2 separate regions of the Homo sapiens genome follow, and region 1 is linked to region 2. A link is an interaction called in ENCODE POLR2A ChIA-PET data of the cell type or tissue named here. Cell type or tissue: Panc1. All regions are shown on one strand. Each heading gives the region's core, and the rest is flanking DNA. Links, peaks and the distances in the headings are about the cores only.

Region 1 (11,554 bases), core at 3,555-11,554, 58 kb after region 2:
ATCTTCCACCCTCTCCCAAAAGCCTTGTATCACACTCTGTTCTAAACCCACCAGGTTGTTAGATTCTGCCAGGAGTGACTCAGTGCATAGCTCAAACCTGGCATTCACTAACAAATTTTTATGACCGTCTAAGACCTAGGAACTAGACTGAGAGCAATGAAACAACACACACACCCCTACCCTGTGGAGGTTATGTTCCAGCCAAAGAGGAAAAGAATTAACTTATCTCCCTACAGCTATCTTAGAAATGACACTTTGGGATTACAATTATGAGGGAAGAAAAATGAATTCAGGTAACTTTTTATAGAGTACTATGACTCTATACCATCAATCTAAAGGCAAAATTGCAAAAAATCTTGAACTTTACTTAGATTTGTTGTTTGGTAATATAACAGGATAATAATTCTGAAGCTGAGTAATCAATATATTGATGTGACTGGAAGCCAAGGTTCTTAACTGTGGGAATCTGGAATCTGGAATCTGGAATGGGGAAAGTGGAGAAAGAACCCTATGATTGACTGGAATTTTTAAAAAGATTTTTAAAAGATGTAAAGTAGATAACATTAACTATTTACTGGCTCTTACCTCTGCTTTCAGAATGCCCTAAGCAGTAACTTCCCAGTAGAACGCCTAGTGTCTAGATGCTGATTTCTCAATAACAGTACCCAATAAAAGGAACTAAGTCTTTTCAGGAGAAATGGCCAATTTCTAGGCTTCAGCAGGGAAAGTACAAGGTGAGTCTGGAGTGATTTGTGCCAGACATTACTAATGAGCGGGGCTTATCACAAGGACACAGGAACCAGATTGAAAGGGTTTCCATAGGTCAATATCGGGGATAAAAATAATAATGAAGAGCATGAGGGAACTTGCTGATGTGCTGCAAATGTTATATTCCTATAGGTGGTGAGTGACTGACTACACAGGTTTATTTACGTTAAAACATTCGTCGGCTAGGCACGGTTAACTCACGCGTGTAATACCAGCACTTTGGGAGGCTGAGGTGGGTGGATCACAAGGTCAGGTCGAGACCAGCCTGACCAAATGGTGAAATCCCATTTCTACTAAAAATACAAAAATTAGCCGGGCGTGGTGGCACACGCCTGTAATCCTAGCTACTCAGGAGGCTGAGGCAGGAGAATCACTTGAACCCAGAAGGCAGAGGTTGCAGTGAGATCACACCACTGCACTTCAGCCTGGGTGACAGAGCGAGACTCCATCTCAAAAAAAAATAATAATAATCAAGCTGCACACTTAAGATCTATGCGTTGGGCCGGGCGCGGTGGATCACACCTGTAATCCCAGCACTTTGGGAGGCCGAGGCGGGTGGACCACGAGGTCAAGAGATCGAGACCATCCTGGCCAACATGGTGAAACCCCGTCTATACTAAAAATACGAAAATTAGCAGGGCATGGTGGCTTAAAACCTAGATGACAGGTTGATGGGTGAAGCAAACCACCATGGCACATGTATACCTACGTAGCGAACCTGCATGTTCTGCTTGTATCCCAGAACTTAAGAGTTAAAAAAAAAAAAAAAAACAAAGAACAGGCCAGGTGCAGTGGCTCATGCCTGTAATCCCAGCACTTTGGGAGGCCGAGGTGGGCGGATCACGAGGTCAGGAGATCAAGACCATCCTGGCTAACACGGTGAAATCCCGTCTACTAAAAATACAAAAAATTAGCCGGGCATGGTGGCGGGCGCCTGTAGTCCCAACTACTTGGGAGGCTGAGACAGGAGAATGGTGTGAACCCAGGAGGCAGAGCTTGCAGTGAGCAGAGATTGTGCCACTGCACTCCAGCCTGGGCAACAGAGCGAGACTCCTTCTCAAAACAAACAAACAAAAAAACAAAAACACTTTCTAAAATGTGTTACCCTTTTTTCCTGATTTAGAAATTGCAGAGGGAATACAATAAAATCTTATCTATAGAGCAGTAGTTCTCAAACTATGTGTACTACAATTAATTGGGAAACTGAGAAATCCTGATGCCAAGGCTGTACCTCACACCGATTAAGTCAGAATGTAGTCTGGATAAAGCCCAGGCCTAACTACTTTTTAAAGCTTCCAGGTGGTTCCACTGTGAAGCTATGTTGAGAACACTGCCCTGTATATTTATCTTCTACCCACTGTTTCAATTCTAACTTCTGAGACCACCAATCTATTCTCTTCCTTCTTCCTGGAGCATTTGGGAACACTGAGGACAGCCATCATGTGCCTCTCCTTCCCCTCTAGTCTCTTCAGTGTGCAACATCTCCAGTTCCTTTAGGTGCTCTTCTGGACTCTGAATTATGGTAAGGTGCTTGCCAGGACAGACGTACTCCAAAAGGCATGACTCATAATAACCCCAAACTGCAAACATCCCAAAGTCCACCAACAGTAAATGGACAAATTGTGATACATTCATATGACTGAATACTACACAGCAATGAAAACTACACCTATTCCAAATATTGACGAATCTCACAATGTTAACATGAAAAGAATACATGATTCCATTTATATAAAGTTCAAATGCAGACAAAATTAAATGACACTGCTAGAAGTCAGAATGGTGGTTACCTGTGGGAAGAAAGGAAGTAGCAGTGATTGGGAGGAGTATAAAGGAGGCTTTGAAGTGTTGACAGTGTTCCAATTTCTTTACTGAATGTGGTTATTCACGTTTGCTTTGTGTTAATGAACTGTATACTTGTTTTGGGTATTTTCCTATATGTATGATATACTTCATAATTTTAAAAAAAATTTGAAATATTATGAGGTCCAAGATAAAAGATATGAAAATCCATTTTAATCACTCAAATCTCCATGTACAGGATGGTTGTTGCTGTTACCCAACTCTTTCACTCCTCTCTCAGCTCTGGAACCAAACTGTCTGGGTTCAGTCTCAGCTCTACCATTTAGTAGCTGAGGACCTTGTGCAAATCTGTTTGTTTCTTCAAGTATAAAACGAGAACACTGTCATTTTAGAACATTTCTTCCAGTTTTCACTCAGATAGTTGGTACCTATCATATGTGATATATTCATATGATGGATATGATAGTACAGACATCTACTGAGTGACTGAAAACTGGAGGAAGTTAAGAAATATAAAGTGCTTAGAACACAGCCTGGAATATAGTAAGTAATAAATAGTAGCAGCTGCTACTACTCTTGGCCTCAGAGTCTCTGTGGACGTACAAGGGAGAAGCTGGGGTCTTTCCAAGAAGGGAAACTTCCAGAAGAAGAAAATAAAAATTGTTTCCTTCTCTTGGAGCTCCTGGATGAGGTGGATGCTGGCTTCTGCTATCAGTCAGATGTCCAGTCTGGCTCTCACCAAGGGCCCAAGGGAAAGCAGGAGGAGAACAATTAGACAGGAGTATTTCACCACTAAAAAAGGCTTTTATTACAAAATGAATTCTAATAAAACCAGGCCTGGTCTTCAACCCCTCCCGCTGGGTAGAGGCCCTAGGGTGGGCTAGGGTAGGGGAGATGGGGGTGGGGGGCCCTGAAAGAACAGAGCAGGCTGCCCTCCTCTCATCAGTCTCAGCTGCTGCCCTCCTTTTATAAAGGGCTAGAAGAGCTCTTCCAAAGCCCCTTGAGAGAGTCCCCATCCTTCCAACCAGGATCCTTCCAACCACTGCTGTCACAGGACCTTAGCAATGCCGCATTGCAGGATCCAGGAGGTCTCGGCTGGCTCTCAGCAGAGGCCATCCAGGGTCACTCAGCCTGAGCGATGGCGTAGGAGAGCAACCACAGCAGCAGGGGACCCAGAATGAGGACAGCAAGCCAGACAGCAAAGCTGGCCAGGATGAGTTTCCGGGCCCGGGCCCCCCAGCGCACTGCCTCCTCGGACCGGCCTGCTTTATGCCGCTCTTCCGCCTGTGGGGGCAGGTTCTTGGTTAGGTTCTCCCCCTGCTTCTGCCCCAAGGTGCCCATTTCCCCACTCCGCTCCCCCTTCCCTGTCACGGATCAAAATCTCACATCCAAACCCTCTACCTCCCTTTCCAGTTTCTGATTCTAACCTCTCATCTGCAAAATAAGGTACCCATCTCTGGGCCCTGCCTACTTCTCAGGGTGGCCATAGCTCACAAGATCGCCTATGGGAAAGTACTTTCCAATTCTGTTATTCCCCATTCTTTCCAACTATCCAAGATTGATTCAGAATTTGTAACTATTGGCAAGAAACAGTGAGGCTAGAGTAACTTCACTCATGCCCAAACACCACCTCATTCTCATAGCCCAATGGGCCTCATCTTTTCCATCTTTTTTTTTTCTTTTTTTGAGACAGTTTCACTCCTGTCACCCAGGCTGGAGTGCAGTGGTGCAATCTCACTGCAACCTCCTCCTCCCAGGTTCAAGCAATTCTCGTGTCTCAGCCTCCCAAATAGATGGGATAACAGGTACGTGCCACCACGCCCAGCTAATTTTGTATTTTTAGTAGAGACGGGGTTTCACCATGTTGGTCAGGCTGGTCTCGAACTCCTGACCTCAAGTGATCTGCCCACCTCGGCCTCCCAAAGTGCTGGGATTACAGGCGTGAGCCACTGCGCCCAGCCTCTTTGTTATCATTAAGGGCCCTTTTTAGGATTTTGCCCTAATGGAACCCAGGAGTTCTTACAGTTTCTGACTGTTAAAATATGTCTAGGGTTGAGAAGATTCCAGCATGAAGTTTAAGTTAGCCTGTGTAGCCTTTCCTAAAGGACATGTGCTGTTTTTTTTTGTTTTTTTTTTTTTTTGAGACAGAGTCTTGCTTTGTCACCAGGCTGGAGTGCAGTGGCATGATCTCAGCTCAATGCAACCTCCGACTCCGTGGTTCAAGCAATGATCCTGCCTCAGCCTCCCCAGTAGCTGGGATTACAGGCACGCACCATCACGCCCAGCTAATTTTTGTATTTTTAGTAGAGACGGGGTTTTACCATGTTGGCCTAGATGGTCTCGATCTCCTAACCTCGTGATCTGCCCACCTCGGCCTCCCAAAGTGCTGGGATTACAGGCCTAAGTCACCACGCCCGGCGGACATGTGCTGTTTCTAATAGGCTTTTTGAAATGGTGAAGCCCTCTCAAAAACCCAAGTGTCTTTCAGACTCCTAGAGATTGCGCTCATCACCGTTCAGCGGCCTCCAGCCTTGCCCCCTCCAATTCACCCTCGATGTAGGCCTTGAGAGTGGATCTTCCTAAAACTCAAATCTGACCATGTCACTTTCCCCTGCAGGAGCCATTCAATGCCTCCCCAGTACTTTCAAGATAAAGTCAAAACTCTTAAGCACAGAACTGGAGGCCCTTGGGAATCTGGGTCCTCTAGCTTCATCTCTCACTATTCCTCACTGGTCCAGTCATGCTCCACAGGCCTTTGTACACACTGCTCCTTTTATCTGGAATGCCCTTCCACACTTACTCACTCACCCTTTAAGATTAATCCTGTCACCTCTCCTAGGATGCCTTTCCAGTCACCTATTCTACCATATACACATATATAATTACATACATAGATCTTCCCTGGCTCCCACACTGTCCTGTGCTTCCTGTATTACGGTACTGATGAACTGCATTCTATTAATTACCCATTTTCACTGTCACCTCTTTCATTAGATTATGGGTCCTCTGACGACAAGGAACCCTGTCTTATTCTTATTTCTGGCACTAGGCCCAGAGCACTGATAGGTATTCAGTGACTGGTCAATGTAGATAGATCAGATACATGAAACCATTGCCTTATACCCACCCCCATTCCCATGGGAATTGCACTCCTCACCTTGATGGCAAACACCAGAGCCATGACTCCCAGGCAAGAGCAGCCACAGATAATGCTAGTAGCTGCCAAGCAGCGGAGGCGGAGCCAGCAGCAGCGGATGGGGGATGGAGGATGAGCAGCTTCCGTGTTGCCCAAGATCTCCACTGCCTTCTCCTCGTCCTCCATCACCTGTGGGCGATAGTCAAGGTACTTGTGAGCCCAACAACAGAGCCCTTGGCCTTGCTTGCTCAGACTCCACCCCTCTCAGAGCATTCTGTTCTCATGGCCTAGCCTGGCACTCAGGAATGTTGCCTTACTGGGGAATTCCTCTAGTGACTCACAGAGCAGGAGAGGAAATGTGTGGCTGGAATCCTTTTACCTAAGCTTGAGGTTCTGAGTCTTTGAAAGCAAGCCAGTGTAGACAAGGCATTATCTGTATTATTTAGTGTTTCAACAAGTGGGAAGAAGCCAAATGACAGGTGCACACCGAGAAGGAGGAAAAATACAAACTCTTGAAAGCTGCTATGAATCTGTTATTTTAATCTGTATTTCAAAGGACTCTACAATTCCCCCAAATTCCCAAGAGGCTGCCCCCTGAGTATTATAGATGTCAGAGAGCAGGACCCTAGGTACTGCAACCCGTTTCAAGCAAAGCAGCCATTTTACATGAAAACAGTTATGGGAATGGAGAAAGGTAAGGAAAATGTACCCAAGTAAGCCCTTTATTACCACTAAAACCAAACATCAGAAAGACTTTACTTCCCTAAGTCAGGGCTTCCTCTGCTATGCTGCCTCCCTGCCACCTCCTCTCTCCAATTTAACCCAGGCCACATAACACAATCAGACTAGTACACTGAGTCTAAATGACCTCATTACCACACAGAAACCTGCAAAATGATGCCCTACTTAATCATTTCTTGTCTCCCTACTTCTCAGGTCCTCTAGGCCCTGGCATCAAACCACCTTTCTACCCTTATCTCCAACCATTCCCCTACAACCCAGACAAAATGAAACCACCTTGGCTCCCTGAACCCAAGTAACGAAGGATAGGAAAGGTGAAAGGGGCGAGACAAGTAGAGAGCAAAGAATGATGTGTGCCAAGAAGCTGCAGGGAAGTAGATACAAAGAAATAACTCAGATGAGGTAAGCACAGAGTCAACAGGAGGACACAAGGAGGGCCCAGGGAGTGAACAGAGAATGTAAAAATGAACAGGGCTCTTACCTGGCTATAGGCCTTGAAGGACTCTGAGTTTCGGCTCCTGCCTCAGCTTTGGTTTGGCTTGGGTGGTGATGGAGCTGACTCAGGGCTCCAAGCCAAGCCCAGGGGTGGGGTTGAGTGGCCAGCCACCACGTGAAGAGCCCAGGGAGCTGGGAAGGGGTGTGGCTGACTCAAACCAGTTTGGCTAGATGAAGAGCAGGGGAGGGCCCAAGGGATGGAGCAACTGGAGCTAGGACGCCTGCCCTCTGGAAAAAGTTGTGAAAGGAAGCACCTGAGCAAGAGGGATAAAAGGGAAAGGTCTGAGGCATCAAAGAGCTCCGAGGAACGTCTAGGAACCGAGGGAAAAGAAATGAGAGGAAAAGGATATCTGTGACTTCAAACTGACTGGGGAAAGGCACCCTACCACATCAAATTCACCAATCTTCCCTCTTCTTGGGTAGATTTCTGCCTGGAACATATAGTCCTGGGCTAGAGATCAGGTGCTAGGATCTTTGCAAGAACAAGAGGGAGGAGAAAAACGATGCCCAAGTTCCCACCCAACCCTCCACCAGACCAGAAAATCAGAAGCCTCCTTACGCGGATGCTCATACAGAAACTAAGTTTATTATTTTTTCTTCTTAAAAAAAAAAAAAAAAGAAAAAAACCTCATTGTAGAGAAGCCCCTCCCCCTTCCCCTAAGGGTGGGGGGCTGTGTGAAAGACAGCTGGGGAATCAAGTACAAGGGGGTGGGGACAGAGACTATCTTGCCACCCTTAACACTGCCCAGCCACGTGGGGTGAAGGGGAAGGGGACTGTGATGATCCCCATTTCCATGACAACCAGTTGCCTACCCCCTACTTTGGTGGGAAGAAGGGAGAAGGCCCCTATGTCTCCCTGGAGGCTTTCCCCCTCAAGACTTCAAGTAGTGGTTAACAGAGTCAGGCCTGGTCATGGAGGGAGTGGCCACGGTGGAAAGCCTAGGTGGAGGGGCAGCCCACTCACGTCTTGGCCTTGCGGCCTCTGTGACTAACAGCAGGGCCAGCCAGGGAGGGAGGGGCGCTGCTGCGCAGGATGCGCTGGTCCCCTTGGTTGGTGGTCCCAACAAGCCGGCGGGGGCCAGGACGTCGGCGTGGGGTCCCATCCCCTTCCTCCTCCTCACCTGAGGCTTCAGCCTCAGACTCCTCTACTGAACCCTCAGGCCCCAGGGGACTTGGGGGCTGTAGGCGGCCCCGCTTTGCCAGCCCAGGACTCCCACCAACTGGGGCCCCTGCTCGTTTGCGAGGCAACTTCTCAGTCTCTAGTGGGGGGACTAGAGACCCTGGACGCAGCCGGGTCGAGCGCAGTTTTGGGGTTAGTGAGACCACAGGTGGTGTCAATTCCAACCCGCCTGGCCCGCTATCTGCTAAGTCCAGGTCATCCTGAATTACAGCCACCACCATGGACCCTCCACTCTTCCGTCCTCGCATTCCTTCTGCTTCAAGCCGAAGGCGGGCCAGGCGGGTGAGGGGGCGGCTTCCATCCTCATCAGAGGAACTACCCTCACTCTCCCCTTGGCCCTGGGGTTGCCGTCGCCTCCCCAATCCACAGCTCTCGAGAACAGAAGTGCTGTCACGGTCCAAGACGGGGAGCTGGCTGGGCCGAGGTGATGGAGGATTCTTGGGAGGTCGGCCCCTCTTCCGTTTGGGTGGGGACGTTGAAATGGTGACAGTGGTGACAGTGTTGGCAACAGTAGCAGTGGGACAAACTAGCAGTGGTGGGAGTGGGGTTAGGGGTGATGGGTGTGGGGGTGGCTGTGTCCGACTTTCGGAGTTGCCATCCCCTGCAGAGGAAATGGTCCCAGGGATGGGCAAATCTCGTGCTTTAGGGGGTCGTCCTCGCCTTCTTTTCTCCACAGGTGACAGGAGGGGATTGGGTCTGTGAACTGGCTGGGGTCCAAGAGGCTGGGGCCCAGGAATAAGCTGTGGTTCCAGGACAGGATCTGCAACAATTAGGGTCTCAGGCCCAGGGACTGGGTCAGCCCCATTGGTTTTTCCCTTCAAGGTGGATGAGGGTGCCTCATCCACACCTCTCCCAGCATCTGCTGGAGACCTGTTCTTCTTGGGGGGCCTCCCCCTCCGACGTTTCACAGCAGGTGGGGTGATGGCGAGCAGTGCTCCGTCTCCATTCTCGGGGCTGCCACCACCAGTCACCCCCAGCTCAATGTGACGGCGAGCAATGAAGGGCTGCTGGGGTGGAGTGGGCAGTGAGGATGAAGGAGCAGCTTCACAGGGCCCACCAATGGGAGGGGAGGATTCTGGCCCTGACATGCTGCGGACAGACGGGCTTCCCGGGCTGGCACTAGTCTCAGAGACCCCAGGCACTAGGGTGCTGGCAGCTCCCCGCTGCTGCCGCCGCCGCCGCACCAGTTCCTTTTCCTCTACCACAGTTACCAGCCGTCCTGGCAGCTTTCGAAGCACTTTGGGGCCTGGTGGTTGTCCTGGCCGACCAGTCCCTTGACCCCTAATTTCCACATCAGCACTGGTGCGACGCCGAGGAGGTCGGGCAGGTGAAGGACCCTCAGGCGAGGAAGTGGCTGAAGATGAGGTGGATGGAGCTGCAACCTCAGCTGTAACGAGTTCCTGTGGCTTCTCTGGGCTGGAGGTTGGGGTCTTGGCCTCTGTCAGCTCTTCCGAGGTCCTGTCAGCCTCCAGTGGCTCCTGAAGTGGCTCATCAGATGCTGCTGAGGGTGGGAGCTCCAGGCCATTGCTCTCACTCACACACAGGGGCAACTCCTCACCTTCAGGCAGCACTGTAAGGGTGGTCCCCTCAGCAGAATCTGGTGCCTCCTGCTCTTGACCATTGGGGATGCTGCCAGCCTCCAAGGTCAGGCTGGGTGCAGAAGGGGTGAGAGAAAGGTTCTTCTCTGACACAGGCAGGATCTCCACAGCAACTGGCAACAGATCTTTAGGGGGCACAAGAGAAAGTGAGGAGGTTTCTGAACTGGCCACAGAAGCCAGCTCCAGGGACTCTGGAGATGCCAATGCCTGGGCACACAGCTCTGCCTCAGGCCTCAAGCCCAAGGGGAGATTAGTGACTGAGGCAGAGATGGGCACAGAAGGTGGACCAAGCAAGAGAGGAGAGGAAGGAGTTACAAGACAGGTTTGGGCTGGAGGCGGTGTATGAGCTGGTGGAGGGGTACAGGCAGGAGGAGGGGTGCAGGCAGGAGAAGAACAAGGAGGAATCTGTGAAGGAGGGGGAGGAGAAGGCAAGATATGGACAGGGAGAATGGTTATTGGATTTGGGGCTGAAATGGGTACTGGGGCAGAAACTGGGACAGGAACAAGGGCAGGAATTGCAGCCGGAGCTGAAGCTGGAGTGGGTCGAGGCCTAGGTGCTGGCCTGGGAACTCGCTCCCTGGCAGGACTGCAGCGGGGTGGTGTGGTGGTGCTGCGAGTTTGATGGGCGGATATGACAGGAGTGTGGTTTGCCCCTTGAGTCTCAGCCCGGGCTCCACGAAGACGCTCACTGACACGAGTCCCCGGCCTCTCAGGGGCTTTGGCCTTTTTACTGCGCCGGTGGGTGCCTCCACCAGTCCCACAGGAACTCTCATCCCCAGCCCCCGGCCCCTCCTCCTCCTCTTGGGGTAGGCGGAACACCTCCTCCTTGGCTTGGTCCAGGTCTTTGCGGGCAGCTTCCACTTGCTCCTACAACAACAGGGTCCAAAAGTGGTCAGGAGGAGGCAAGCAGAGTAGAGAGTGAGTAGAAATTAGCAGCTTCCAGGTCAGGCGCGGTGGCTCACGCCTGTAATTCCAGCACTTGGGGAAGTTAAGGCCAGCAGGTCACCTGAGGTCAGGAGTTCAAGACCAGCCTGGCCAACATGGTGAAACCCCCGTCTCTACTAAAAATACAAAAATTAGCCGGGCGTGGTGGTGCACGCCTGTAATCCCAGCTTCTCGGGAGGCTGATGCAGGAGAACTGCTTGAACCCGGGAGGCGGAGACTGCAGTGACCCGAGATTGTGCCACTGCACTCCAGCCTGGGCGACAGAGCGAGACTGTCTCAAAAAAAAGAGAAAAGAAAAAGAAATTAGCAGCTTCCAACTGCCAGCCCCACCCCTGGAAATACTCACTTCTGCCTGTTTGAGCTCCTCTCGGCTCACCTCCTCCAGTGAGGCCTCCAGGAATTTCATGGCATAGCGCTCAATGGGGGTCAGCTGCAAGGAGGAGCGGTGGTGATAAACTTAGGAACCTGGTACCCAGGGCCCCACCACCCTTATTTATTCCCACCAGGGAAGACAAAAGGAGGGTCACAAGCCCAGGGGAAGCAGTAAAGTCAAGAACTAGTGGGTCCAGCACTGACCTGTTCTACGAGGGCAGCAATTTCCTGCTCAGCCCGGGACATCTCCTCATCCTCAGCCCCAGGCCGGCCAGCTTCCTCTCCCTCACCAGCAGGAAACCCATCGTTCTCATTAAATTCTGCAAGCTCAGCCACCTGTTCAGCCTTGGCCTGGGTGGCTGCACGGATATCCTCTTCATCTTCTGCCCGACACAATGCCTACCAGGGTGTATAAAAGAAAAAGAAAACATGAGACTTCAAGTACTTTACATCCTGTGATTTGATTCAGGCAAGAACTTGAGACCAAGCGTACACCAAACTAGGTTTGCAACAGAA
Region 2 (12,191 bases), core at 2,361-10,360:
GTGATGAAACCCCCTCTCTACTGAAAGTATAAAAATTAGCCGGGTGTGGTGGCGGGCGCCTGTAATCCCAGCTACTTGGGAGGCTGAGGCAGGAGAATCGCTTGAACCCAGGGGGCAGAGGTTGCAGTGAGCCGAGATCACACCACTGCACTCCAGCCTGGGCGACAGAGTGAGGCTCCGTCTTAAAAAACAACAACAACAATAAACGGGTTAATGGCCAGGTGCGGTGGCTCATGCCTATAATCCCAGCACTTTGGGAAGCCGAGGTGGGCGGATCACGAGGTCAGGAGTTTGAGACAAGCCTAGCTAACATAGTGAAACCCCATCTCTACTAAAACTACAAAAATTAGCCAGGCATGGTGGCACGCAGCTGTAGTCCCAGCTACTCGGGAGGCTGAGGCAGGAGAATCGCTTGAACCCGGGAGGCAGAGGTTGTGGTGAGCCGAGATCTCGCCACTGCATTCCAGCCTGGGCAACAAAGCAAGACTCCGTATCAAAAAAAAAAAAAAAAAAAATCAGTCACAGTGGCTCATGCCTGTAATCCTAGCACTTTGGGAGGCCGAGGAAGGTGGATCACTTGAGTTCAGGAGTCTGAGACCAGCCTGGCCAACGTGGTGAAACCCTGTCTCTACTAAAAATAAAAAAATTAGCGGGGTGTGGTGGCAGGCGCCTGTAATCCCAGCTGCTCGGGAGGCTGAGGCACGAGAATCACTTGAAACCAGAAGGCGGAGGTTTCAGTGAGCCGACATTGTGCCACTGGACTCCAGCCTGGGTGACAAGAGCGAAACTGTCTCAAAAAAAAAAAAAAAAAAAAAAAACAGGGCCGGGTGTGGTGGCTCACGCCTGTAATCCCAGCACTTTGAGAAGCGAAGGTGGGTGGATCACAAGGTCACGAGTTCAAGACCAGCCTGGCCGAGATGGTGAAACCTCGTCTTTACTAAAAAAAAAAAAAATAGAAAAATTAGCTGGGCATGGTGGCAGACACTTGTAATCCCAGCTACTCGGGAGGCTGAGGCAGGAGAATTGCTTGAACCCAGTGGGCAGAGGCTGCAGTGAGCCGAGGTCATGCCACTGCACTCCAGCCTGGGTGACAGAGTGAGACTCCATCTCCAAAAAACAAAAAGAAAGAAAGAAACAGGTTAATAACTGAGTATATGTCAGAGTCTGATTTGAACTCAAAACTGCCTGATTCCAGAGTGCACAATGCACGATTTTCCCTCTCCTCTGCACTGAATCTCCATTTGGGAAACTTTTTCTGGGAATTCCAAACTAAAGCATCAAACTTGGACATCTAGTTAGTTCAGAGCTGTGCTAAATCACCTAATTCCTACAACAGGATGAAAATCAATCATGAACGGTGCTGCCCCAGAACAGACACCAACTTCATTTAAAAAAGAGCTCACGCCTGTAATCCCAGCACTTTGGGAGGCAAAGGAGGGAGGATTGCTTCAGCCCAGGAGTTCCAGACCAGCCTAGGCAACATAAGGAGACTCAGTCACTACAAAGAGGGGGGAAAAGAAAAAAAAGCCAGCTGTTTTGGCCTGCACCTGTGGTCCCAACTACTCAGGAAGCTGAGGTGGGAGGATCACCTGAGCCCAGGAGGTTGAGGCTACAGTGAGCTATAGTCATGCCACCACACTCCACCCTTGGTGACAGAGTGAAACCCTGTCTAAAAAAAAAAAAAGAAGAAGAAGAAGAAGAGGATCTTGTGACCTTGAAAAGAAGCAAGTTTTAGACAAAGACAGAAAGCTGAAAGGCACTGAGTGTGTGTTTTCAGGATAAAATAAAACCATGCTCTTACGTGCAAGAACAATTACCATCCGGCCTCCCCTTTCATACAGCCCGTGGAGACTTGGAAGAACAGACCTTCCCGCGCAGCCTTTCTTCCTGCTTCCACTGCTCAATGGCTCTCTGGGCAGATTCCACTCCAGTGTTTAGTACTAAAGTCTCCAGCATTTAGTACTACCAGCTCCAGCGTTTAGTACTAAAGGCTCATAGAGTTTGTGGAGGCCTGGAGGAAATAGCCTGTCTTGTCTTCCTTTCATTCCCTCTGGAGCTTGAACCCTAGAGACTTAGCAACTAGACAGTCATGGAGGAGGGCAGGCCAGAAAGTAGGGAGAGCCTGGGGTGAGGACTTTCTCACGGCCGTGCCCTTGGCCATGCTGCTGGCTCTGCCTGGTGTAAGCTTGGAGGGGCAGGGCACTGTCCATCTCATCAGCTCTGCATCCTAACCCTGAGAACAGTGTGGGGCTTTTTCAAGAGGACTCTACAGGTTGTAGTTTAGTCAGGACTGGAACCCAGATTCCTTACCTGCTGGCTGAGGTCTTCACGTTGCATCAGATTCTCTCTGGTGGCCGGGTGTGGTGGTTCACGCCTGTAATCCCAGCACTTTGGGAGGCTGAGGTGGGCAGATCATCTGAGGTCAGGAGTTCGTGACCAGCCTGGCCAACATGGTGAAACCCCGTCTCTACTAAAAATACAAAATCGCAGAGCGTGGTAGCGAGCGCCTGTAATCCCAGATACTCCAGAGGCTGAGGCGGGAGAATCACTTGAACCTGGGAGGCAGAGGTTACAGTGAGCTGAGGACACACCATTGCACTCCAGCCTGGGCAAAAAGAGCGAAACTCCATCTCAAAAAAAAAAAAAATTATCTCGTGTACATGGGCCAGGGTAGCAAATGTCTCATAGAAGGTACACAAGGGTACCAAGAGGAGTACGGCACATCCCTGGATTCAAAGACCATGCACATTTTTTTCTTTTTTTAGAAAAAGACAGGGTCTCACTCTGTCCCCCAGGCTGGAGTGCAGTGGTGGGTCACTGCAGTCTTGACTTTCCAGGCTGAAGCAATCCTCCAACCTCAGCCTCCCAAGTAACTGGGACCACAGGTACCTGCCACCATGTCTGGCTAATTTTTGTATTTTTTAATAGAGACAGGGTCTCACTATGTTGCCCAGGCTGGTCTTGAACACCTGGGCCCAAGCAATCCTCCTACCTCAGCCTCTCAAACTGCTGGAATTACAGGTGTGGGCTACTGTGCCCGGCTGACCATGCACACTTTTCTCTAGCCAGGAAAATCATGCCTGTACAATACAGGGGATATGTTTTCTAACAAGATTTATATTTTTCTGGCTGGGCGCGGTGGTTCATGCCTGTAATCCCAGCACTTTGGGAGGCCGAGGCGGGCAGATCACTTGAGGTCAGGAATTTGAGACCAGCCTGACCAACATGATGAAACCCCATGTCTACTAAAAATACAAAAAAACTAGCTGAGTGTGGTGGCGCACACCTGTAGTCCCAACTACTCAGGAGGCTGAGGCAGGAGAATTGCTTAAACCAGGATACAGAGGTTGCAGTGAGCCGGGAGCAAGCCACTGCACTCCAGCCTGGGTGACAGAGGGATACCCTTTCTCTCTCTAAAAAAAAGAAATGAAAAGAAAAAAAAAGTGTGCATGGTCTTTGAATCTAGGACATGCCATACTCCTCTTGGTGCCCTCGTGTACCTTCTGAGATACTTGCTGCCCTGGCCATGTTACACCTGAGAGAATTTGATGCAATGTGAAGGATCCCCCCCACTTTTTTTTTTTTTTTTTGAGACAGTCCCACTCTGTCAACCAGGCTGCAGTGCAGTGGCTTGTTCTCGGCTCACTGCAACCTTTGCCTCCCGGCTCCAGCAATTCTCCTGCCTCAGCCTCCCAAGCAGCTGGGACTACAGGCATGTGCCACCGTGCCTGGCTAATTTTTGCATTTTCTTAGCAGAGACGGGGTCTCACCATGATGGCTAGGCTGGTCTCAAACCCCTGGCCTCAGGTGATCTGCCCGCCTTGGTCTCCCAAAGTGCTGGGTGGCGTGAGCCACCCCGTCTGGCCACTCTTTTTCACTTTTTAAATTTTTTTGTAGAGATGGGGGTCTCACTATGTTGCCCAGGCTGGTTTTGAACTCCTGGCCTCAGGAGATCCTCCCACCTCAGCTCTTTTTCACCTTTTATATTTTGAAAAAGAATTCATGGCCGGGCGTGGTGGCTCATGCCTGTAATCCCAGCACTTTGGGAGGCTGAGGCGGGTGCATCATGAGGTCAGGAGATCGAGACCAGCCTGGCCAACGTGGTGAAACCCCATCTCTACTAAAAAAAATACAAAAATTAGCTGAGCATGGTGGTGGGTGCCTGTAGTCCTAGCTACTCAGGAGGCTGAGGCAGGAGAATTGCTTGAACCCGGGAGGCAGAGGTTGCAGTGAGCCAAGATTGCCCCACTGCACTCCAGCCTGGGCAGCAGAGCGAGATTCCATCAAAAAAAAAAAAAAAAAAAAAGAGAGAGAGAGAAAGAAAGAGAAAGAAAAAGAATTCACATGGTTAAAAGAAATTCAAACTGCATAAAAAGGTAGATGTATAAAAAAAGCAAGATTCCCTCCTGCTTCTGCCCAGCCCCTTCCCGTTCCCTCTCCTGAGCTGAGCTATTACCAATTTGTCGTGTCTTTCCGAGCTAGTCCATGCATATGCAAGCATCTCCTTTTAGAAAGCAGAAAATGGATGGCACACAGTAATGCTTGCTTTTCCCCTTGCATTTTTTCACATCAGCACCTATTTTGGAGAATGTTTCATGTCAGTTTCTACATAGCTGCTTTTATTTTCAAAGCCAAGTATTCCATTATATGGATATGCTATGATTTATTTAATCAACTCTCCTATGGTGGACATAGGTTATTTTCAGTCTTTTGCTATAAAAACATTTCAGTGGAAATTGTAGTATGTAAATACATCTTCATGTGCATGTGTGACCATGCCTGTGGGATCTAGAAGTGGAATTGCTGCATCAAAGGGTATGGGCATTTTGAATTTTGATCAGTCTAGCCAAATCTTTCTTCAAAGAGGAAGTGCACATCTTACTAATGTTTGAGAGTGCATCTTTCTCCACATAGTAGATAATTAAACTATTTACATTTGATAACCTCTTAGGTTAAAAATAGTATTTCAGGCCGGGCACAGTGGCTCACACCTGTAATCCCAGCACTTTGGGAGGCCAAGGCAAGTGGATCACCGGCGGTCAGGAGTTCGAGACCAGCCTGAGTAACATGGTGAAACCCCTGTCTCTACTAAAAATACAAAAATTAGCCGGGTGCATGTGCCTGTAGTCCCAGCTACTCAGGAGGCTGAGGCAGAAGGATCACTTGAGCCCAGGAGGCGGAGGTTGCAGTGAGCCGAGATCCCGCCACTACATTCCAACCTGGGCAACAGAGCAAGACTCTGTCTCAAAAAAAAAAAAAAAAAAAAAGTGAGGCCGGGCGCGGTGGCTCACGCCTGTAATCCCAGCACTTTGGGAGGCCGAGGCGGGTGGATCATGAGGTCAGGAGATCGAGACCATCCTGGCTAACAAGGTGAAACCCCGTCTCTACTAAAAATACAAAAAATTAGCCGGGCGCGGTGGCGGGCGCCTGTAGTCCCAGCTACTCGGGAGGCTGAGGCAGGAGAATGGCGTGAACCCGGGAAGCGGAGCTTGCAGTGAGCCGAGATTGCGCCACTGCAGTCCGCAGTCCGGCCTGGGCGACAGAGCGAGACTCCGTCTCAAAAAAAAAAAAAAAAAAAAGTGAGTAGTGAGTCTGTGAGTGCAAAAATTAGCCGGTTGTGGTGGTGTGCGCCTGTAGTCCCAGCTACTCGGGAGGATGAAGTGGGAGGGTTGCTTGACCCTTGGGAGGTCGAGGCTGCAGTGAGCTAGGATTGCACCACTGCACTCCATCCTGGGCAACAGAGTTAAGACCTGTCTCAAAAAATGAATAAATAAATAAAGCCACTATTACAAATCATATGTCCCAGCCTTAATCTAGAGAATGTCAAATTTTAAGCACTGGTTAGGCCGGGTGCGGTGACTCATGCCTATAATGCCAGCACTTTGGGAGGCCGAGGCAAGTGGATCACCAGAGGTCGAGAAGTTCAAGACCAGCCTGGCCAACATGGTGAAACCCTGTCTCTACTAAAAATACAAAAATTAGGCCAGAGACAGTTGCTCATGCCTGTAATTCCAGCACTTTGAGAGGCTGAGGTGGGCGGATCACGAGGTCAGGTTCGAGACCAACCTGGCTAACATGGTGAAACCCCATCTCTACTAAAAACGCAGAAATTAGCTGGGCATGGTGGCACGCACCTGTATTCCCAGCTACTTGGGAGGCTGAGGCAGGAGAATCACTTGAACCCGGGAGGCAGAGGTTGCAGCGAGCCGAGATCACACCACTGCACACCAGCCTGGGCGACATAGCGAGACTCTCTCAAAAAAAAAAAAAAAAATTAAGCACTGGTGAAGTCTGAGAAAAACCAGGACAACATGTAACTTTTAACCCTATGGGGTTACTCCATAGATACACAGTATCTCCTCCCTGCTCAGCTCCAGGGGCCATTCAGAGAGAATGAAACACAGTGGCCCTAGAAACATCCAACCAGTAAGAAGATGGTTTCTGTTTCATACTCTAAGAGAGTAGTATTTGGACGTTTTGTTGTTTGTTTGCTGTTTTACTTTTTTTCTCTTTTGTAGAGACAGGGTCTCACTGTGTCACCCCGGCTGGAGTGCAGTGGTGCAGTCATAGCTCACTGCAGCCTCCAATTCCTGGGCTCGATCCTCCCACCTCAGCCTCCCCAGGTGCTGGGATTATAGGCATGAGCCACCGCACCCAGTCTGCTTTTGTACTCTTAGTGCTATCCACTAGGTTTGGAGCAAGCCTGCCTATAGGGGCAGTCAAGCTGCACTGGTATTAAGCTGGTCTAGCTTCAAGTCATCTGTCAGACCCCCTCCTTTTTTTCTCAGAAGTCTAGGGTCTCGTTATGTTGCCCAGGCTGGTCTTGAACTCCTGGCCTCAAGCAATCCTCTTGCCTTGGCCCCCACAAGTGCTGGCATTACAGGTGTGAGCCACCTTGCCTGGCCAGTAATGGCAGCTTTAAAAGCATGACTGTCAAATTCATGGCAGCCATACTCAGTATCATACATCATTGGGGCTTTGTTTGTCCATCCGTGTCTGTGTTAGACTGGGTCCAGAACTAAGGGATGGGGTTGAAGACGTGGCCCTGTGCATCTCAAAATATCGGTTTGCTGAAAACCCACAGGAGAACTTTCCTGGATGTGCCACATGAAGTGTGGACCCAGTATTTTTTTTTTTTTTTTTTGAGACAGAGTCTCACTCTGTCACCCAGGCTGGAGTCAGTGGCATGATCTCGGCTCACTGCAACCTCCACCTCCCGGGCTCAAGCGATTCTCCTGCCTCAGCCTCCTGAGTAGCTGGAACTACAGGCATGCGCCACCACGCCCCGCTAATTTTTTTGTATTTTTAGTAGAGACAGGGTTTCACCATATTGGCCAGGCTGGTCTCGAACTCCTGACCTTGTGATCTGCCCGCCTTGGCCTCCTAAAGTGCTGGGATTACAGGCTTGAGCCACCGTGTCCGGCCTGGACCCAGTATTTATTTGTACAGGTCTCTAGAAAGATCAGCCAATCTACAAGCCACTTTTAGCTATTGTATGGAACTTTATACCATATGTTTTGTGTACCAACACTAGTTTCATGTTATAATTCCCCCTTTAATTTCCCTTTGCATTTCAGTTTTTTGTCTTGTTAATGATACTACTTACTCCATTACTACTGCTACTGTCAGTAACAATGGCCAAGATTTAGGGACTATGAGTCAGTAAGGATCAGATGCCAGGCACCTGTTGTGTAATATGTGGCTCTCTAAATGCTTCATGTCCTTTTTGAAACCAAGCAAGTATAAACAAACAAACACAACTGTAAAATTCCCTCCTCTCCTTTATGGGACCCACTTAAAGGTGTTCTTTAAATATCTGAAGCCTTATATAACTAGAGAAAGGCTGCACAACTTCAACTTCATAGGTCACCTTATAAATACGTGTTTGAAAATAAACCAGCTGGGCACGGTGGCTCACGCCTGTAATCCCAGCACTTTGGGAGGCCAAGGCGGGCAAATCACTTGAGGTCAGGAGTTCAAGACCAGCCTGGCCAACATGGTGAAACCCCGTCCCTACTAAAAATACAAAAATTAGCCAGGCATGGTGGCGCACGCCTGTAATCCCCGCTACTCAGGAGGCTGAAGCAGGAGAATCACTTGAACCCGGGAGGCGGAGGTTGCAGTGAGCCAAGATGATGCCATTGCACTCCAGCCTGGGGGACAAGAGCGAAACTCAGTCTCAAAAATAATAATAATAATAAAAAAATAAATAAACCTACAAAGAAAACAAACAAACAAACAAACAAACTCTTAGCAGTCAGAAGCCATTAGTCTAGTGAGAATACCTTTACAAAACTCAACCCCTGGCCAGGTGCAGTGGCTCATGCCTGTAATCCCAGCAGTCTGGGAGGTTGAGGTGGGAGGATCACCTGAGGTCGGGAGTTTGAGACCAGCCTGGCCAACATGGTGAAACCCTGTCTCTACTAAAAATACCAAAATTAGCCCAGCATGGTGGCGCATGCCTGTAATCCTAGCTACTCGGGAGGCTGAGGCAGGAGAATTGCTTGAACCCGGGAGGTGGAGGTTGCAGTGAGCCGAGATCGCGCCACTGCAATCCAGCTTGGGCGACTCTCTAGTGTGCTGCAGTGAGTGTGATCTTGGCTAACTGCAACCTGTGTCTCCCAGGTTCAAGAGATTCTCCAGCCTCAGCCTCCTGAGTAGCTGGGATTACAGGCCTGAGCTACCACACCTGGCTAATTTTTGAATTTTAGTAGAGACCGGGTTTCACCATGTTGGCTAGTCTGGTCTCGAATTCCTGACCTCCAGTGATCCGCCTGCCTCGGCCTCCCAAACTGCTGGGATTACAGGCGTGAGCCACTGTGCCCGGCCTATACATTTATTTTATTTACCCATTTATGTATGATTTTCTATAGCTTAAAGTTATGCTGATTTTTTAAAAAATATAAAAATACCATGATTTAAAAAACAAAACAACAACTGTGTTTAAGCCCTCTACTGATGATAAGGACCTGGCTGGGCGTGGTGGCTCACACCTGTAATCCCAGCACTTTGGGAGGTCAAGGCGGGCGGATCACGAGGTCAGGAGTTTGAGACCAGCCTGGCCAATATGGTCAAACCCTGTCTCTACTAAATGCAAAAATTAGCCAGGCTTGGTGGCGTGTACCTGTAGTCCCAGCTACTTGGGAGGCTGAGGCAGGAGAATTGCTGGAACCTGGGAGGTGGAAATTTAAGTGAGCCAAGATTGCACCACTGCACTCTAGCCTGGGTGACAGAGTGAGATTCCGTCTCAAAAAAAAAGAAAAAAAGAAAAAAAGATAATAAGGACCACAGAGGGTTCTGAAGGGGGAACATACTGGTACCTTTTTTTTTTTTTTTTTTTTGAGACAGAGTCTCGCTCTATCGCCCAGGCTGGAGTGCAGTGGCGCGATCTCGGCTCACTGCAAGCCCCGCCTCCCGGGTTCACGCCATTCTCCTGCCTCAGCCTCCTGAGTAGCTGGGACTACAGGCACCCGCCACCGCGCCTGGCTAATTTTTTTGTATTTTTAGTAGAGACGGGGTTTCACATGTTAGCCAGGATGGTCTCGATCTCCTGACCTTGTGATCCACCCATCTCGGCCTCCCAAAGTGCTGGGATTACAGGCCTAAGCCACCGTGCCCGGCCCCATACTGGTACTTTTAGGAAGATCCATGGGGCACCAGATGGGCAGGGAGAAGTGAAGGGGGCTGGAGTGGGGACAACCCATTTGAAAGTCACTGTGGTGATTCAGGAATGAGGACCTGAGGGCTCCAGTGGCCTGGGGTGGGGGGTGAGGGCAGCAGGAGCACCACAGGAATCAGGATCTACTGATTAAGGGGGTGGATCCCTCAGGCCTTGGGGAACAGAATGATCAGGTGTGGTGTAGGGGAATGGAGCTGGTGAATCTGTGGTGATGGCCTAGTGGAAAGATCTGTTAGGCAAATGGAGATAAAGAACAAAGTGAGGAGGCGGTGGCTCATGCCTGTAATCCTAGCACTTTGGGAGGCTGAGGTGGGAGGATCACTTGAGGTCAGGACTTACAGACCGGGAGTTCAAGACTAGGTGTTTGAGATTAGCCTGAGCAACAGAGCAAGACCCTGTCTCTACAAAAAATAAAAAAATTAAGGGGGTGCGGTGGCCCATGCCTATAGTCCCAACTAGTTAGGAAACTGAGACAGGAGGACCACTTGAGCCCAAGAGGTCAAGGCTGAAGTGAGCTGTGATCACGCCACTGCCCTCCAGCCTGGGTGACAGAGCCAGACCCTGTGTCTTAAAAACAGGGGGGCGGGGCCGGGCACAGTGGCTCATGCCTGTAATCCCAGCACTTTGGGAGGCTGAGTTGAGGGGATCACTTGAGGTCAGGAGTTCAAGACCAGCCTGGCGAACATGGTGAAACCCTGTCTCTACTAAAAATACAAAAATTAGCTGGGCATGAGATGGCGCACGCCTGTAGTCCCAGCTACTCAGGAGGCTGAGGCAGGAGAATCGTTTCAACCTGGGAGGTGGAGGTTGCAGTAAGCCGAGATTGCGCCACTGCACTCCAGCCTGGCGACAGAGTGAGACTCTTGTCTCAAAAAACAAACAACTACAAAAAAACAAGGGGATGGCAGTGAGGAGAGGGCTATGGGCTGAGCAGTGGACATCTAGGGATTTTGGAATTGGCCACATTGAGATTTTTCAGGAAGAGAACACAAGGGAAGGGCTCAGGTCTGAGCCTTGGGAAATGCAGCTGTTAGCAGGCACCAGTAGGGCAGGAGGTCTGATGTGTGAAGCATTAGGGAGACATGGTAGGTTTTTGGGCAGTAAGTGACTGATCATGAAATCCCAAGGTGGGAGGGGCCTGCTAGCTCCTCAGCCTCAGCTCTTGCCCCACATTTAAGGACTGCAGTCCTGAAAAGCAGCCGCCAGCACACCTGTGGCTCACATGTCTCCAGGAAGGAGGCCCACCTGGCCTGACGGTGGCCTCTGCAGCCTCCCCTGCCTGCGGTGAGACCCTCTTCATGTGAGAGGGTGCCTCAGGCGTGGAACAGCATGGGTCCCTCCAGCATCACCATCCTGCCCTCTAGAGTATCCCTGGCCAGACACCAGAGGTTGGAGCTTATGATGGTGAGTCCTCACAGGTTAAACACTCCCGGTGTCATCTCAGGACATGGCTTTGAGAATCCTCTATCTCCTATCTACCAGGCCAAGGGCTGTGAGCTCAGACAAGGAAGAGTGAGGCCAACCCGGCTCCGCTGGTCACCTCCTTTGGGAGAGGGAACACATTCTTCCCAAGTGCTTGGACACACATTATCTCATTTACCCCTCTGTCCCTTGGGTACCAAGGCTCATCTTCTTCCCAAGGAAGAGGAAGCTGAATCTCCAAGAGTTGCCCAAGACCACACCAGCCAGTGAGGATGGTGCAGGGTTTGTATTGGGATTCAGTCAGGCTGGTAGGAAAAATATTAGATAGTTTTAGAGATAGATACAAATCTTCTTGGAAGGCCGAGAAGTTTGCATTAGCTTCAGTAGTAGATATGGTTGAAGGCAACCTGTTCTTTACTTTTTAACAAATTAAAGTAGTAATAAAGGCAGAGTAGTTTACCTAGCTAGCTTCTTTACTCATTCGATCTTAAAACTAACTTTTGATGTACCAGATGCTTAAGTGCTTTTTAATCGGGAAGTCCGCAATGTCAATTACCTTCTAATGGTGTTGACTCAAGCTTTTGTTAATTAATCTTACTGAATAAATATGAGTCTGACTAGCTGATCAGGGTCGCAGTCGCAACTGTTTACAGGACTCAGCACGGAGCCTGTAAGCGGCTTGGACCCTCAGCTGGAGTGGCAGAGCAGAGTATCTGTGTGCCGTTATACTTTATTCATCCATCGCCAGGTCAGGGGTCTGCAAGGGACAGACTCCCCGCAGCTGGTGCCCCCTCGAAAGGAGTGCTGCTGCAGGTTTGGACCCGGGTCTACCTCCAGGACCTCACTTTTTTGTTTGTTTTTTGTTTTGAAATGCAGTTTTGCTCTGTCACTCAGGCTGGAATGCAGTGGCACGATCTTGGCTCACTGCAACATCTGCCTCCTGGGTTCAAGTGATTCTCCTGCCTCAGCCTCCCAAGTAGCTGGGATTACAGGCGCCCACCATCATGCCCAGCTAATTTTTGTATTTTTAGTAGAGATGGGATTACAGGTGTGAGCCACCGCACCTGGCCAGGAACTCACTGTTATTGCA

The links. ChIA-PET counts read pairs that join two places held together with the same protein. Peaks named below come from ENCODE experiments on the same cell type or tissue, not always from the same donor. Only the 100,000 strongest peaks of a DNase experiment are listed, where the experiment ranks them.
Region 1: POLR2A ChIA-PET joins it to region 2 with 10 read pairs; 19 of 35 experiments call an interaction of 5 or more read pairs at or near these places.

Annotation. Positions count from the first base shown.
Region 1 is chr16:30,736,083-30,747,636 of GRCh38, reverse strand. It overlaps SRCAP (Snf2 related CREBBP activator protein), which reads right to left. Exons shown (of 34, transcript NM_006662.3): 32 at 11,243-11,437; 33 at 11,013-11,096; 34 at 6,228-10,588. The coding sequence ends at 7,904. It overlaps TMEM265 (transmembrane protein 265), which reads right to left and starts at 6,995. Exons shown (of 3, transcript NM_001256829.2): 1 at 6,930-6,995; 2 at 5,729-5,896; 3 at 2,441-3,855. The coding sequence starts at 5,893. The coding sequence ends at 3,694. RefSeq lists enhancers at 5,508-6,707, 8,907-9,454. In Panc1, for the core only: no CTCF peak of the experiment used is centred there; DNase peaks (open chromatin) are centred at 6,036, 6,833 and 7,057; H3K27ac peaks cover 1,486 bases.
Region 2 is chr16:30,792,590-30,804,780 of GRCh38, reverse strand. LOC124903679 (a long non-coding RNA gene) reads right to left here and starts at 2,421. Exons shown (of 2, transcript XR_007065052.1): 1 at 2,311-2,421. RefSeq lists a silencer at 8,728-8,931. In Panc1, for the core only: no CTCF peak of the experiment used is centred there; no DNase peak of the experiment used is centred there.